Regions from separate parts of the Homo sapiens genome. Here region 2 is linked to region 1. Evidence: chromatin loops called from intact Hi-C (ENCODE). Cell type or tissue: Caco-2. All regions are shown on one strand. Links, peaks and the distances in the headings refer to the core of each region. The heading gives the core; the rest is flanking DNA. Region 1 has its middle 290 kb from the start of LINC01549. Region 2 has its middle 350 kb from the start of MIR125B2.

Evidence for each region. Hi-C counts contacts between places; a loop is a spot of excess contacts. Peaks named below come from ENCODE experiments on the same cell type or tissue, not always from the same donor. Only the 100,000 strongest peaks of a DNase experiment are listed, where the experiment ranks them.
Region 2: a loop joins it to region 1, with 12 times the contacts of the local background. A loop is called at or near these places in 2 of 110 quality-filtered maps.

Annotation. Positions count from the first base shown.
Region 1 is chr21:17,143,731-17,152,075 of GRCh38, forward strand. No RefSeq gene overlaps it. Among named protein-coding and RNA genes, the nearest start is that of LINC01549, 290 kb to the right of the region's middle. In Caco-2, for the core only: no CTCF peak of the experiment used is centred there; no DNase peak of the experiment used is centred there.
Region 2 is chr21:16,939,506-16,947,850 of GRCh38, forward strand. No RefSeq gene overlaps it. Among named protein-coding and RNA genes, the nearest start is that of MIR125B2, 350 kb to the left of the region's middle. In Caco-2, for the core only: a CTCF peak has its summit at 3,380 (motif pointing right); a DNase peak (open chromatin) is centred at 3,416.

The sequences.
Region 1 (8,345 bases), core at 87-8,086:
GAAACAGGGATGGAGTAAAGTCAAAAGATTTGAAAGATATTTAGGTAATAAAACTGCTAGAACTTGGTGATTAGATATGTGGAATGACAATCTAACACATACTACTAGAAATGGGTTTTCCATTCCCTTCTAATCTGTCTCTAACAGTAGCTATTAGTGAACAACTCCGTGCAGGTGATAGAGTTTTAATCAGGATGAAATATAGCTTGATGAAGAAAACGTAGGTGATCCAGGGGAAAAACGGATGTGAAGAAAGCATAAAAATAAAAATATTCAATCCTGTGTAGAGGATAGAAGAGAGAAGAAGCATTTGCACCCTGATAAAGTCTGACCAAGAGAAGTAGAGTCAATTAACATCTAAATGAAATAAATACTGATTCTCTTAGACTAAACTTTCACTAAATGCTGAATTTCACCCTTTGTTCATGTAAGCCTCTGGTTGTAAATGAGGGGTGAATCATCCCCCTCCCTCTAGGGGCAGTTGACAATGTCTAAAGACATTTTTGCTGTGATAACACGGGTCAGGATGTTAGCACTACTGGAATCTCATACATAGAGACCAAGGGTGTTGCTAAATATCTTATAATGCACAAGATAGCCCCCTACAACAAATAATTATCCAGCACAAATGTCAATGGTGCCATGTTTGAGAAACCCTAGAATTCACTGACATAAGAAATATCAAATTAGACACCCAGACACTGTCATGTTGTGGGAGGCACTAAGAAAAGAAAGTCATAGGTCCTGCCCATGAAGAAGAAATGGCTTAAATTTATTAATTTTCAATATAAGAGCAACTATTCAAATAATAGCACAGGTAGTAATAAGACATATGTCATAAATCAGTATGTCTGTGATTGCTACATAAATGGTATCTATGATAAGTGCTCAATCTATATTTTTATAGAGTGGAGAGCAAAAGTCAGCCTAGAAAAAAAAACCATACCTGTTTTGTGAACACAGCATTTCTGAGGTGTCTGGAGGAGAAATAACTTAGGATTTCGCTAAAAAAAAAAATAGTCATGTGAAACAGACAGAAAATATTCTATTTTGGGAAATTTTATGAGTTTTCCAGAGAAAAAAAGATATACTCCATTGCTTAAGGCCAGATTCAGGATGGTCTTATATTTTTTTTACCTAGAAGTGGAGTTTTGAGCAGTAAAGTGACAGAATGAAATTTATCTTTCAGTAAAAGCAATTAGGTGGCAGTAGGTGGAACCAACTGTATATCAGAGGCATTGTGGACAAAGAGAGATCAAGAAGAAAAAATGTTTGAATAGTGACATAAAAGATTCTTGCAAAAAAATGGTGGCTCTGAGTAAGAAGACAAAACATATAGTAAGATCAACCTGAGAATCAGGAATGGACAGGATTATCCAAATGTCAATAAAAGCAAAGAGTGTATAACAGAAAGTAATTTGTTTTGTTAAAGGGAGTATTAAAGATCCTCATGCACGTGTAAAACTAATAAACTTCTTATGCCTTTCTTTTACTAAAAAACCTTACTTACACCAACTTGACCATCATCTGCTGTGACTTTTTTTTTTTTTTTGGAAATAATGGTAATCCCTGGTAACTAGAGGTAAAGAATGACTACATATGATTATAATGACAGGTATAGCAACTACTTTTAAGGCACCATGTAGAATTCTTTTAGCTTCATCTGGCTTTTATTCCAGCACCTGGACAACGGTCCTGCATAAGCTATGTCCAGCATCCTGTAGGTAACTTTTGACCACACTTTGTCTCAGGTCTGTGTTGTGTGCCTCCTCCCTCCTTACTCTGGACTTTTCCAGGTAGGATCCCACTGGGATCTGCTTGATGTCCATATTTTCACAACCTGAGGGTAAATAAGAGTTAACTCCCCATGTGGGCACACAGTAAGCAATCAAGGACAGAAGCCAGTAGATGTATGCTCCCCACCCAAACCTTGCCTACATGAGATTGCAAGGTGTAGATTATATTGTTTCTCAGGTAGTCCTATAAAATTTAAGAAACCAATCACCTCTATCAGTAGCCAACTAAAGAAGACATCTTTGCATTGCCTCTTTCCTGTTTCTGCTTCCTTTCCCTGTCACTCTCGTTTAATCTCTGGGGTCAAACACTAGAATAAAGCATTTGTCCTTAACCCTGTGTTCCAGGTATGCTTTGTGAAGAACTTAGGTAAAGGCAATCATGATGACATTGATGATGATGACAATAACATCTAATATTGCGGAAACATCATTCTCATTTTTACAGGTGAAGAAACTAAGGAAGATAAATGTTGCCTTCATTTCCTCTTAATAAGTTAAGTCACAATAAAGAAAAAACAAAACAAAAAATAAAATAAAATTAAGTTATAAGGTCTTGCTAATGAGGCTACATGTTTACTCATTGACATTTCCCCTCTTGAAATAAAACAAGATAAGCACAAGGGAAAAATAGGTGGCTACGTTAAGTAAACATTTCTAGTTTGTTTTGGTCACAGATGAAACACAGATTCAGTGAGCACATTACAAAGTAGACTTTAAATTACCCATTATTTATTATCATTGCATTAATTCTAGTAGTGGAGTTATTTATTTATTTGTGGCTACTATTTGAGAAGTATTCTTCAATACCAGATTGACTTTTAAAATTTGAGAAATAATGGCATTCTGGGGACAGAATAGCAAGCACCTTATTGGGTGATGAGTCATGTCTTCAGGGTATATATTAGCTGCTTCTGGCAGTCCTCAGCATTTGAGGAGTATCTTAATGATGCTTCTCCAAAGCATTTTTAAAAATAGAAAATTAATGAATAAACATAAAACATTATTTACATTTCTTCTTGAGATACTTAATTTTTGTGTTTGTGACAGCTTTGGCATGCCAGGTAGGATTTTATGACTCTGCAAGAACTATAGCATTATTGGGCTTGGAGTGCCCTCTAATGCAGAAATGACTCCGGTGGCCGAAAACATAGATCAAGACGTTCAATTCCCATCAAAACACCTGGAAAGCTTTCCAAAGAAGGACTGGTACAGCAAAGACTACAATAAATACTACTAACTCCCCAGACATTGATAGGCATCCAAAGGCATCAAGGCCGTTCGAGAAAATATGATCTCACCAAACAAACTAAATAAGGCAACCATCACCAATTCTGGAGAGAGAGAGATATGTGATCTTTCAGACAGAGAATTCAAAATAGCTGTTTTTTGTTTGTTTTTTTGGCTTTTTTTTTTTTTTTTTTTTTTTTTTGGAAACAGAGTTTTGCTCTTGTTGCCCAGGCTGGAGTGCAATGGTGCGATCTCAGCTCACCGCAATCTCCACCTCCCGGGTTCATGTGATTCTCCTGCCTCAGCCTCCTGAGTACATGGGATTACAGGCATGTGCCATCACGCCTGGCTAATTTTGTATTTTTAGTAGAGATGAGGTTTCTCCATGTTGGTCAGGCTAGTCTCGAACTCCCGACCTCAGGTGATCTACCTGCCTCGGCCTCCCAAAGTGCTGGGAATACAGGTGTGAGCCACTGCACCCAGCTGATAATAGCTGCTTTGAGGAAACTCAATGATATCTAAAATAACACAGAGAAATAATTCAGAATCCTATCAGATAAATTTAACAATGAAATGGAAATAACTAATAAGAACCAAGCAAAGATTCTGAAGCAGAAAAATGTAATTGACATACTGAAGAATGCATCAAAGTCTCTCAAGAACAGAATTGATCAAGCAGAATAAAGAATTAGTGGTCTTGAAGATGGGCTATTTGGAAATGCCCAGTCAGAGAAGGCCAAAAAAAAAAGAAGAATGAAACACAACTACATGATCTAGAAAACAGCCTCAAAAGGGCAAATGTAAAAGTTATTGGTCTTAAAGAGGAGATAGAGAGAGAGAGATCAGGGTAGAAAGTTTATTCAAAGGGATAATAACAGAAAACATCTCAAACCTAGAAAAAGATATCAATATTAAAGTACAAGAAAGTTATAGAACACAAAGCAGATTTTACCAAAATAAGACTACATCAAGACATGTGATAATTAAACTCCCAGAGGTCAAGAATAAAGAAAAGATCCTAAAAGTAGCAAGATAAAAGAAACAACATACAAAGGAGATCCAATAAATCTACCAGCAGGCTTTTCAGTGGAAACTTTACATGCTGGGAGAGAGTGGTATGACATAGTTAAAGAGCTGAAGGAATTAAAAAACCTATCCTAGAATAGTACAACCAGCAAAAATATTCTTCAAACATGAAGGAGAAATAAAAACTCTCCCAGACAAAAACCTGAAGGATTTAATCAATGCCAGACCTGTTCTATAAGCAATGTTAAAGGGAATTCTTCATCCAGAAAAAAAAGGATATTAATGAGCAATAAGAAATCATCTGAAGGTTCAAAACTCACTGGTAATAGAAAGTACACAAAAAACGAAGAATAACATAACACTGTAATTCTGGTGTGTAAACTACTTATATGTTGAGTAGAAAGACTAAAATGTGAACCAATCAAAAATAATAACTACAACAATGTTTCAAGGCATAGGCAGTACAATAAGATATAAATAGAAACAATCAAAAGTTTAAAAACCCAGGAGATAAAGCTGAAGTGTGGAGTTTTTATTTTTGTTAGTTTTTTTCTTTGTTTGTTTGTTCCTGTAATCAGTGTCATCATTAGTTTAAAATAATGAGTGATAAGATATTATTCACAAGTCTCAGGGTAATCTCAAATTAAAAAACATACAACAGATACACAAAATATAAAAAGCAAGACATTAAAACCACCAGCAAAAATCGCTTTCACTAACAGGAAGACAGAAAATAAGGAAAGAAGAAAGAAAAGATCACAAAGCAAGCAGAAAACAAATAACAAAATGGCAGAGTTAAATTCTTACTTATAAATAATAATATTGAATGTAAATGGACTAAACTCTCCAATCAAAAGACTTAGAGTGGCTGAATGAATTTTTTAAAAAAAATGCCTGATGATATGTTGGCAACAAGAAACAAACTTCACCTATAAAGACACACGTAGACTGAAAATAAACAGAAAAAGATATCACATGCAAATGGAAACCAAAAAAGAGCAAGGGTCATTATACTTACATGGAACACAATATGTTTCAAGACAAAAACCATAAAAAGAGACAAAGAAGGTCATTATATAATGATAAGTGGCCAATTCAACAAGAATATATACAATTGTAAATATAATACGCACACAATACGGAAGCACCTAGATATATAATGCTAATTGGATTAGAGCTAAAGAGAGAGAGAGACCCAAATACAATAATAGCTAGAAGTTTCAACACCACACTTTCAACAATGGACAGATTATCCAGACACAAAATCAACAAAGAAATATTGGACCTAATCTGCACTGTAAACCAAATGGACCTCATAGATATGCACAGAACATTTCAACCAATGGCAGCAGAATACACATTCTTCTCCTCAGCACATTGATCATTCTTGAGGCTAGACCATAGGTTATGCCACAAAACAAGTCTTAAAAATTTCAAAAAAATTGAAGTTACATCAAGTATCTTCTTTGCCCACAAAAGAGTCAATCTAGAGGTCAATAACAAGGGGGATTTTGGAGACTATACCAAAATATAGAAATTACACAATATGTTTCTGAATGACCAGTGGGTTAATGAATAAATAAACAGAAAATTTTAAAACGTTTTTAAGCAAATAACAATGGAAGCACAACATATCAAAATGTGTGGCATACAGCAACAGAAGTACAAAGAGTAATTTTTTTTTATTATACTTTAAGTTTTAGGGTGCAAAGAGTAAATTTTAAGCCTATAAGTGCCTACATCAAAAAAGTATAAAAACTTCAAATTAACTATCTAATGGTGCATCTTAAAGAACTAGAAAAGCAAGAGCAAATTAAACCCCAAATTTGTAGAAGAAAGCAAATAATAAAGATCAATCAGAAATAAATGAAATTGAAATGAAAAAACAATACAAAAGGCCAATGCAATAAAATATTGGTTTTTTGAAAAGATAAAACTGACAAGCCTTTAGCAGACAAATTAAGAACAGAGATGGCCCAAATAAATAAAGTCAGAGCAAAATACAGAGAATCTAGAATAGATAGAGAAATTCTTAGACATAGATGTCTGCCTACCAAGAGTAAGCCATGAAGAAATTTGAAGCATAAATAGAGGCTGGGCACGGTGGCTCATGCCTGTAATCCCAGCACTTTTGCGAGACCAAGGTAGGTGGATCACTTGAGGGCCAGAGTTTGAGACCAGCCTGGCCAACATAGTGAAACCCCATCTCTAGTAAAAACACACACAAAAAATTAGACAAGCATGGTGACATGCAATTGTAATCCCAGCTACTCAAGAGGCGGAGGCAGGAGAATCTCTTTCATGTAGGAGGCAGAGACTGTAGTGAGCTGAATTTGCACCACTGCACTCCAGCCTGGGCAACAGAGTAAAACTCCATCTCAAAAAACAAAACAAAACAAAAAAAACACATAAATAGACCAATAACAAATAACAGATTTAAACCATAAAAGACTGTATCACAGCAAAGAAAAGCCTGGGACCTGATGAATTCTTTGCTGAATTTTAGTTTGAAGTTGGGTAGAGTGATGCCTCCAGCTTTGTTCTTTTAGCTTAGGATGCTATATTAGTCTGTTTTCATGCTGCTGATAAAGCCATACCTGAGACTGGGCAATTTTCAAAAGAAAGCAATTTAATGGACTTACAATTCCATGTAGCTGGGGAGGCCTCACAATCATGGTGGAGGGTGAAAGGCATGTCTCACATGGTGGCAGACAAGAGAAGAAGGTTGTGCAGGGAAACACCTCCTTATATAATTGTCAGATCTCATGAGACTTATTCACTGTCATGAGAACAGCACAGGAAAGACCTGCCCCTGTGATTCAATTACCTCCCACCAGGTCCCTCCCACAATACGTGGGAATTCAAGGTGAGATTTTGGTGGGGACACAGCCAAACCATATCAGATGCATTGGCTATTCAGGCTCTCTTTTGGTTCCATATGAATTTTAAAATAGTTTTTTTCTAGTTCTGTGAAGACTGTCAATGGTAGTTTAATGGAAGTACCATTGAACGTATAAATTGCTTTGGATAGTATGGTCATTTTAATGCTATTGATTCTTCCCATGCATGAGCATGGAATGTTTTTCCATTTGTTTGTATCGTCTCTGATTTCTTCAAGCAGTGGTTTGTAGTTCACCTCTCCTGTTCACTGTATTCCTAAGTATTTTATTATTTTTGTGGCAATTGTGAATGCGAGTTTGTTCGTGATTTGGCTCTTGGCTTAACTGTTGTTGGTGTATAGGAATGTTAGTGATTTTGCACATTGATTTTGTATCTTGAGATTTTGCTGAAGTTGTTTATCACCTTAAGAGGCTTTTGGGCCAAGACTACAGGGTTTTCTACATATAGGATTATGTCATCTGCAAACAGAAATAATTTGACTGCCTCTCTTCCTGTTTGACTGCCTTTTATTTCTTTCTCTTGCTGACTGCCTGGCCAGAAGTTCCAATACTATGTTGAATAGGAGTGGTAAAAGAGGGCATCCTTGTCTTGTGCTGGCTTTCAAGGGGAGTTCTTCCAGCATTTGCCCAGTCAGTATGGTGCTGGTTGTGGGTTTGTCACAGATGACTCTCATTATTTTGAGGTATGATCCATCACTACCTAGTTTATTGAGAGTTTTTAAAATGAAGGAATGTTAAATTTTATCAAAACACTTTTCTGCATCTATTGAGATAATCATGTGGTTTTTGTCTTAGTTTTTTGCCTTTGTTTACGTGATGAATCACATTTATTGATTTGCATATGATGAACCAACCTAGCATCTAGGGGATGAATCCTACTTACTCATAGTGAATACACTTTTTGATGCTGAATTTGGTTTGCCAGTATTTTTTTGGATTTTTTGAATTGATGTTCATCAAGGATATTGGCCTGAAGTTTTCTTATTTTGTTGTATCTCTGCCAGGTTGGTACCAGGATGATGCTGATCTCATAGAATGAGTTATGGATGAGTCCTCTTCTTCACTTCTTTGGAATAGTTTCAGTAGAGATGGTATCAGCTCTTCTTTGCACTTCTGGTAAATTTCAGCTGTGAATCTGTCTTACCCTGAGCTTTTTAAGGTTAGTAGGCTATTTATTACTACCTCAATTTGAAAACACACTTTTGGTCTGTTCAGGAATTCCATTTCTACCTGGTTCAGTATTGGGAAGGTGTATGTGCCCGTGAATTTATTCATTTCTTCTAGATTTTCTAGTTTGTGTCTATAGAGGTATTTATAATATTCTCCGATGGTTGTTTGTATTTCTGTGGGGTCAGTAGCAATATCTCCCTTATCATTTCTGATTGTGTTTATTTGA
Region 2 (8,345 bases), core at 255-8,254, 200 kb before region 1:
TTGAATTATCCTCGCATCCCTGGGATGAATCACACATGATAATGGTGAATGATCTTTTTAATGTGATGTTGAATTTAATTTGCCAGTATTTTGTTGAGGATTTTTGCATCTTGTTTCTAAGTGATATTGGCCTGTAGTTTTCTCTATTGTTGTGTCCTTGTCTGATTTTGTTATCACAGTAATCCTGTCCTTGTAGAATGAATTTGGAAGTATTCCATTCTCTTCAATATTTTTGAAGACTTTGAGGATAAATGGCATTAATTATTTTTTAAATATTTGGTAGAATTTGGCAGTGAATCTATCAGGTCCAGGGATTCTCTTTGATAGAATAATTTTTATTACAGCTTTGATATTGTTACTCATTATTGGATTGTTGCAATTTCATGCTTCTTTGTGGTTCAATCTTGGGTGCTTGTATGTGTCCAGGAATTTATCCATTTTCTCTAGGTTTTCCCATTTTTTGGCATATAATTATTTGTAATAATTTTTAATGATTCTTTGTATTTCTGTTGTCTCAGTTGGTATGTGTCGTTTTTTATTTCTGATTTATTTCAGTCTTCTCATTTTTTATTAGTCTACCTCAGGGTTTGTTAATTTTGTTAATCTTTTCAAAAAATCCAACTTCTTTTTATTTTGATCTTGTGTATTATTTTAGTCTCAATCTCATTTATTTCTTCTCTAATCCTTATTATTTCATTTCTCCTACTAATTAGGTGTTTGGTTTGTTCTTGCTTGTCTACTTCCTTAGCGTGCATCATTTGGTTGTTCATTCTAAGTATTTTTACTTTTTTCTATATAGGCATTTATTGCTATAAACTCTCCTCTCTGAACTGCTTTTGCTGTATCCCATAGATTTTGGTACGTTATATTTCCATTTTCATTTGTTTCAAAATTTTTTAGAACTTCCTTCTTAGTATTTTTTTTTGACCAATAGTCATCTAGGAGCGTGTTTTTAAATTTCCACGTTTGTGTAATTTCCAAGGTTCTGCTTCTCCACTGATCTCTGGTTTTATCACTGTGGTCAGAAAAGACACTAATATGATTTCTACTTGTTGAGACTCATTTTGTGGTCTAAGAGATTATTTATTCTTGAGAATGTTTCATGTGCTGATGAAAAGAATGTGTATTCTGTAGCTGTTGGGTGAAATATTCTGTAAATGTCGGTTAGACTTCTTTGGTCATATGTGAAGTTTTTAACTCATATTTCTTTGTTGATTTTCTGTCTGAGTGATATGTCTGTAACTGAGAATGGGGTGTTGAAGTCTCTTACTGTTATTGTATAGCACTCTATCTCTCCCTTTAGATCTATTAATGCTTGCTTTATATACTTGGGTGCTCTGGTGTTAGGTGCATATATATTTACAATTGTTATATTCTCTCACTGAATTGACCCCTTTATCATTATTGAGTAGGATTCTTTATATCTTTGTATCTTTTTACAGTCTTTGACTTGTAGTTTATTTTATTTGATCTACAAATAGTTATTCCTGCTCTTTTTTGGTTTCCGGTTGCATGGAAACCAATCTTTCTCCACCTCTTCACTCTCAGTCTGTGCGTGTCTTTATAGGTAAAGTGGGCTTCTTATAGGCAGCATATAGGTGGGTCTTGTTTTTTTTTTTTTTTTGCTTTTGTTTTTGTTTTTTACCCATTCTGCCACTCAATGCCATTTAACTGGAGAATTTAGTCCATTTGAATTCAGTATTATTATTGATAAGTAAGAACTTACTATTGACATTTTGTTGCTTATTTTCCTGTTGTTTTGTTACTCTTCTGTTTCTTTTTTCCTTTCCTACTACCTTCTTATGTGATAAGTAATATTCTCTGGTAGTAAGATTTTATTTGTTGCCTTTTTATTTCTAGTGTGTCTTTTATAGTTTTGTATGTGTGTGTGTGTGTGGTTTCCATAAGGCCTACAAAGAATATCTTAAAGATTAACAAATTAGTTTAAATCTATGACAAATTATCTTAGACCACAAATAATAGAAACAAAGAACAAGTGAAAAAAAACTGTATGCATTAACTTCATCTCTGTCCCTCAACATTTTGACTTCATGTTGTCTCAATTTACATGTTTCTATATCAGATATCTCTTAATAGGTTGTTATAGCTATAATTGTTTTTTCATAGATATGTCTTTTGGGCTTCATACTAGTTATGAGTGGGTTGTACACCATAATTATAATTAGTAGAGTATTCTGGGTTTGTCAATGTACTTAAGTTTACCAGGGGTTTTATACCTTCAAATTTTTTTTTTTTTTTGCACATTACTGTTTTGTTTTGTTTTTTCTTCAGATTGAAGAACTCCCTCTAGCATTTCTCATAAGACATGTTGGTAGTGGTAAAGTCTCTCGGCTTTTGTTTATCTGAGTAAAACTTTATTTCTCCATATTTGATATAAAAATTTGCTGCATATAATATTCTTGCATGGCAGGTTTTTTTCTTTAAGCACTATGATAATGTCATCCCACTTCCTACTGGCTCATATGGTTTCTGTTGAGAAGTCTGTTGCCAGATAAATTGGAACTCCTTCATATGTTATTTGCTTATTTTTTTCTTGCTGCTTTTAGGATAATTTCTTTGCCTTGACATTTGAGAGTTCAATTATTATATACCTTGGGGTAGTCTTTTTTGTCCATGTCTGTTTGGTGTTCTCTGAGCTTCCTGTACTTGGATATTTAGGTCTTTCTCAAGTATTGGAAACTTTTCTATTATTTCTTTGAATATGCTTTCTATCCATTATTCTGGCTTAATTTCCTTTTGAACACCAATAATTCTTAGAGTTGGTATCTTAAGGTAATGTTCTATGTCTTTAGGTGATCTTCATTTCTTTTCATTCATATTTCTTTTTTCTTCTTCATGTATTTTCAATTAGCCTGTTTTTCAGCTCACTGATTCTTTCCTCTGCTTGTTCCATTGTGCTGTTGAGGGCCTCTAGTGAGATTTTCAGTTTAGCAAATGTATTTCTCACTTCTAAGATGTATGTTTGATTTTTAAAAATTACAATCTATATTAAATTTCTCTGATAAATTTCTAAGTTGCTTTTCTGTGCTATCTTGGAGATCACTGTGTTTCCTTAAATCTGCTTTTTTGAATGCTTGTTCAGAGAGTTCACGCATCACAGCCACTAGGGTCAGTCACTGGTTTCTTGCTTTGTCCATTGGGAAGATCATGATTCCCTCTTTGCTGATGTGTGTGTGTGTGTGTGTGTACATCACCGTTTTTGCACTAAAGGATTAGTTGTTGAATCCAGTCTTCTCTGTCGGCTTATTTTGGTTTTTATTGGACATGTTTCCTTAGATGTTTTTATAATTAGCTGCTGGTTTGCTTTCTCATCTTTTTTTTTCCTGCTGGGTTGCTGCCTCCTTTTTAGCACTAGGTGGCACCTTAAGCCCAGGTTGGCCTCAACTCTAGTAAACAGTCGGAGGGCTGCTCATCTTAAGTGGGAGGGGTTCCAAAGGGAATGTCCCAATAGTGTGGGAATGCTGGTTAGGAGTTTGTGCCCTAAGAACCTGCAGAACATACCTCCTATAGTATAGTGCCGCTGAACAGCCATTCTGATTTGGTGTCAACTTTGGCCAAGTTACCTATCAGAGTTTCCAGGGTTGAGGATGATAGTCTTATCACCCCACCTTGTCTCTGGCTGTCTTCAGAGATATTTCTCCCTTTAGGCACTTGCAATGCTTCCTGTAGATTGATACTGGAATAGACTTCCTTTCAGGGATCCCAAGGTGATGGGGAAGCTGGCTGTTAGCCTTGATTTCACCTTTTTCTGTGTATAAATTGTGAACAAGGGGAAATTTCTATGCACTTGGTTACAGTCAGATTGAAGGGAGAGGCATCAAGGATATAGAATTCCAATTCTCTTTCCATCTGCTCAGAGTTTTTTCACTTCTCTTTGGCTCTGGGAACTGTGTCTTCCTCATATTTTAGTTCCAAGACATTGGCAGTGATAATCTCAGTGCTGCATATTTGTTTTTGGTTTTCTATGGTGGGTAGGTTAAGTCAGCTTTCTTCTACACTGCTATTTTGGAACCAGAAATCCTATACATTGGTAAAAATAAAGTAGGAAAGAATAGAAAGCACTAGACCAACTCTTCATGAAATTTATGTGTGAATTAAAGGAAATATGTTTATACTTATTAGAATGTACCCAAAAATTGTTGCGATCATAAATATACACATTATAGATTGATGTTAGATAGATGGATAGATATACAACATATAGAAGAATTAAGTCTGATTGCTTCCAAATGGAAGGAAACCTCTAGGAGAGTAAGATTGAAGAGCAGAAGCAAGAAAGTGAATTTATGAAAGAACAAGTTCCCCAAATAAGCAAAAAATAAAAACAAACCAAATTATGTATATAATTGGGAGAAAAACCAGGAAAGGAAAAAATAGAATATCTTCCTTGAAGAAATATTTTTAAGAAAAGGAAAAGGCCGGGCGCAGTGGCTCACGCCTGTAATCCCAGCACTTTGGGAGGTCGGGGCGGGTGGATCACGAGGTCAGGAAATCGAGACCATCCTGGCTAACACAGTGAAACCCCATCCCTACTAAAAATACAAAAAAATTAGCCAGGCGTGGTGGCGGGGGCCTGTAGTCCCAGCTACTCGGGAGGCTGAGGCAGGAGAATGGCGTGAACCCAGGAGGCGGAGGTTGCAGTGAGCTGAGACTGCGCCACTGCACTCCAGCCTGGGCGACAGAGCGAGACTGTCTCAAAGAAAAAAAAAGAAAGAAAAGGAAGAAGTGGATGAAAGTAGAAAACTTTTGAGACAATGTAGGACAGAGGAAACTTTCATACAAGAGCCTTATTTTCTAAAAAAAAAAAAAAAAAAAAAAAAAGGAAATAAAGGGTCATCCATGGTAACCAAAAGCAGAAGAATAGAAGTTAAGTATTTACCAAGTCTGGAAATGTGTTTTATAGCGAATATAAAAGTGTAAATTCACAATGACTAGAAGCCTTATTGAGCAAGAATGAAGAGGTTGACTAAAATTAAACAGAAGGACATGCTAGTGAACATATTCCACCCATGGTTAATTGTTACTATCAAGCCTTAGCAGAAAGCAAAATTGGAAAAAAAGAAAAAAATAAATTCACCTACTATGTAAAGTAGATGAATTTATGTTAGGAAGAAAAATCTTAAGGACATTAAGAAAACAAATATTATTATCATCTTACAATTACATAAATTTAAAACCTAGCTTTTACAAAGTTTGAGGTTTTTATTTTACCTTTGGAAAATAAAGTTCAGAAATTGTAGAGTGATATTGAAAAAAATTTAACTGTTTAGAAATGCAAGTACTATCAACATCACTGTCTACTGTGTTCAAAGATAAGTATTAACACTGATATTATCCAAAACAGGAATAAAAATAAAAACTATGCTGAATGAGGCCATAAGATTTTCTCCTTTTTCAACAACAAAAGTGATTAACTGCACACGGTTACTGCTTTTACGTTGTAATGCTATATTCCTCAACAATGGTGTCTTCCAAAATGAGTCTCTTTTTGTTTCTGAATGACAATAACCAAGAGTTATGGGCTGAATTGTGTCACTCCACAGTTCATATATTGAAGCCCTCACTCCCAGTACCTCAGAATGTGTCTCTAACTGGAGATAGAGCCTTTAAACAGGTAATTATGTTAAAATGAGGCCATTAGGGTGAATCCTTATCTAATATGACTTGTGACTTTATAGAAACAATGAATTCCGGAAAGGAGATGGAGCAAGATGGCCTAATAGAAGCCTTCACTGATTGTCTACCCTGCAGGAACACCAAATTAAACAACTATCCACACAAGAAAGCACCCTCAGAACAACCAAAAATCAGGTGAGTGATCACAGTACCTGACTTAAACTTCTTGTTACTGAAAGAAGCATGGAAGAGGGGTAAGACAGTCTTGAATTGCCAACACTACCACTCCCACAGCCTCTAGTGGTGGCCACATGGCACAGAAAGAAAATCTGTTTTCCTGGGGGAGGAAGAGTGCAGAGACCGTGGGACTTTGCATTGGAACTCACTGCTGTCCTCTTACCCCAGAAAGCAATACCAGGCACAACGCAGCCAGTGCCTATGGAGGGAGCATTTAGACCTGCCCTAGCCAGTGGGGAATTGTCCATCCCAGATGTCAGAAGACGAATTCAGGCAAGCCCCACCACCTCACGACAAAGTGTTCTATGGTCCTAAATAAAATTGAATGGTAGTCTAGGCCACAAGAACTGCAAATACTGGGCAAGTCCTGGTGCTATGCTGGGCACAGAGCCAGTGGACTTGAGAAGCACATGACCTAATGGAACACCAGCCAGAGTGGCTGAGAGAATGCTTACATCACTCCACCCCAGCCACAGGTAGTATAACTTGCAGCTCCAGAAGACACTCCTTCCCTCCACTTGAGAAGAAAGAGAATAAGGCGGACTTCATCTTGCAACTTGGATACCATCTCAGCTACAGTAGAATAGGACACTGGGCAGAGTCCTGAGGCCCCTATTCCAGACCCTAGCTCCCAGATGACATTTCTAGGCACCTTGGGCCAAAAGGTAAACCACTGCCTTGAAGGGAAGGACCCAGTTCTGGCAGGATTTACAACCTGCTGACTAAAGAGCCCTTGGGCACTGAATAATCAGCAGTGGAACCCAGGTATTTGCTATGGTCCTTGGTCCTTGGGTGAGACTCAGAGAGCTGCTAACTTCAGGTGTGACCCAGCACATTCCCAGCTGTGGTGGCTCTGGGAAGAGACTCCTTCTGCTTGAGTAAAGGAGAGGGGAGAGTAAAGGGAATTCTGTCTTGAAGCTTAAGTATGGTTTGGCTACAAGGAAGTAGAGCACCAAGCAGGCTCTTGGGATATTTGATTGCAGGCCTTGGCTCTTAGATGGCATTTCTAGACCTGCCTGGGGCCAAAGGGGAGCCTGGTGTCCTGAAGGGAGAGTCCCAGTCCTGGAAGCATTCACCAAAGCTGACAGAAGAGCCCTTGGGCCTTGAGTGAACATTACCAGTAGCCAAGCAGTACTTGTCCATGGCCCTGGGGCAGTGGTGGCCATGGTGAGAGACTCCTCTGCTTGCAGAAAGGAGAGAAAGAGTGGACAGGACATTGACTCATGACCTGGGTGCCAGCTCAGCCACAGAATAGAGCACTAAGTGGATCCCTAAGATTTCCAACTCCCAGATACTGGCTCCCAGATAGCTTCTTTAGACCCACCTGGAACTGGGGGTAACTCGCCACCTTGAAGGGAAGCCCACAAGCCTGATTGGCTTTGCCACCTGCAGATTGCAGAACCCTCGGGCCTTGACTAAACATAACCAGTAGCCAGGGAGTGGTTCCTGTAGGCTGTGAGCAAGACCCATTATTGTGCTAGCTTCAGTTCTCCCACAATGCAGTCCTAGTGGTGGTGGCCACAGGTGTGCTGGTTCCACCTTTCCATCAGCTCCAGGCAGCTCATCACAGAGACAGAGAGACAACATTTGTTTGGGAGAAAGTAAGGGAAGATAACACGGTTCTGTGCCTGGTAATCCACAGAATTCCTCTAGATATTATCATAGACCATCAATGTTATACTTCACAGATGTGGCTGCAGTGACCAAAAATCTAGACAACACCCAAGTCACTTCAAATACCTGGAAACCTTCCCAGGAAAAATGGATACAAACAAGCCCAGACTGTCAAGACTAAAATAAATATTTAACTCCTACTGCGTAGACAGCAATAACATCCATAAGCAATAAGACCATTTAGGAAAACATGACCTCACAAGATGAACTAAATAAGGCACCAGGGACCAATCCTAGACAGAAAGAGATATGTATGTGACCTTTCAAAAAGAGAATTCAAAATAGCTGCTTTGAGGAAACTCAACAAAATTCAAGCTAACACAGAGGAGAAATTCAGAATCCTATCAGATAATTTTAACAAACAGATTGAAATAATTAAAAGGAATCGAGCAGAAATTTTGAGGTTGAAAATGCGATTGACACACTGAAGAATGCATCAGAGTCTCTTAGCAGCAGAATTGATCAAAACAAAAATGAATTAGTGAGCTAGAGACAGGCTATTTGACAATACACAGTAAGAAGAGACAAAGGGAAAAAATAATAAAAAATAAGGATGCACACCTACAAGATCTAGAAAATAGCCTCAAAAGGACAAATCTAAGAGAAATTGGTCTTAAAGAAAAAGTACAGGGAGATGAGGTAGAAAGTTTATTCAGAGGGATAATAACAGAACCTCCCAAACCTACAAAAAGATGTCAATATTCAGGTACAAGAAAGTTATAGAATACCAAGCAGACTTAACACAAAGAAGACTACCTAATGGAATTTAATAATCAAACTCCCAAACATCAAGAATA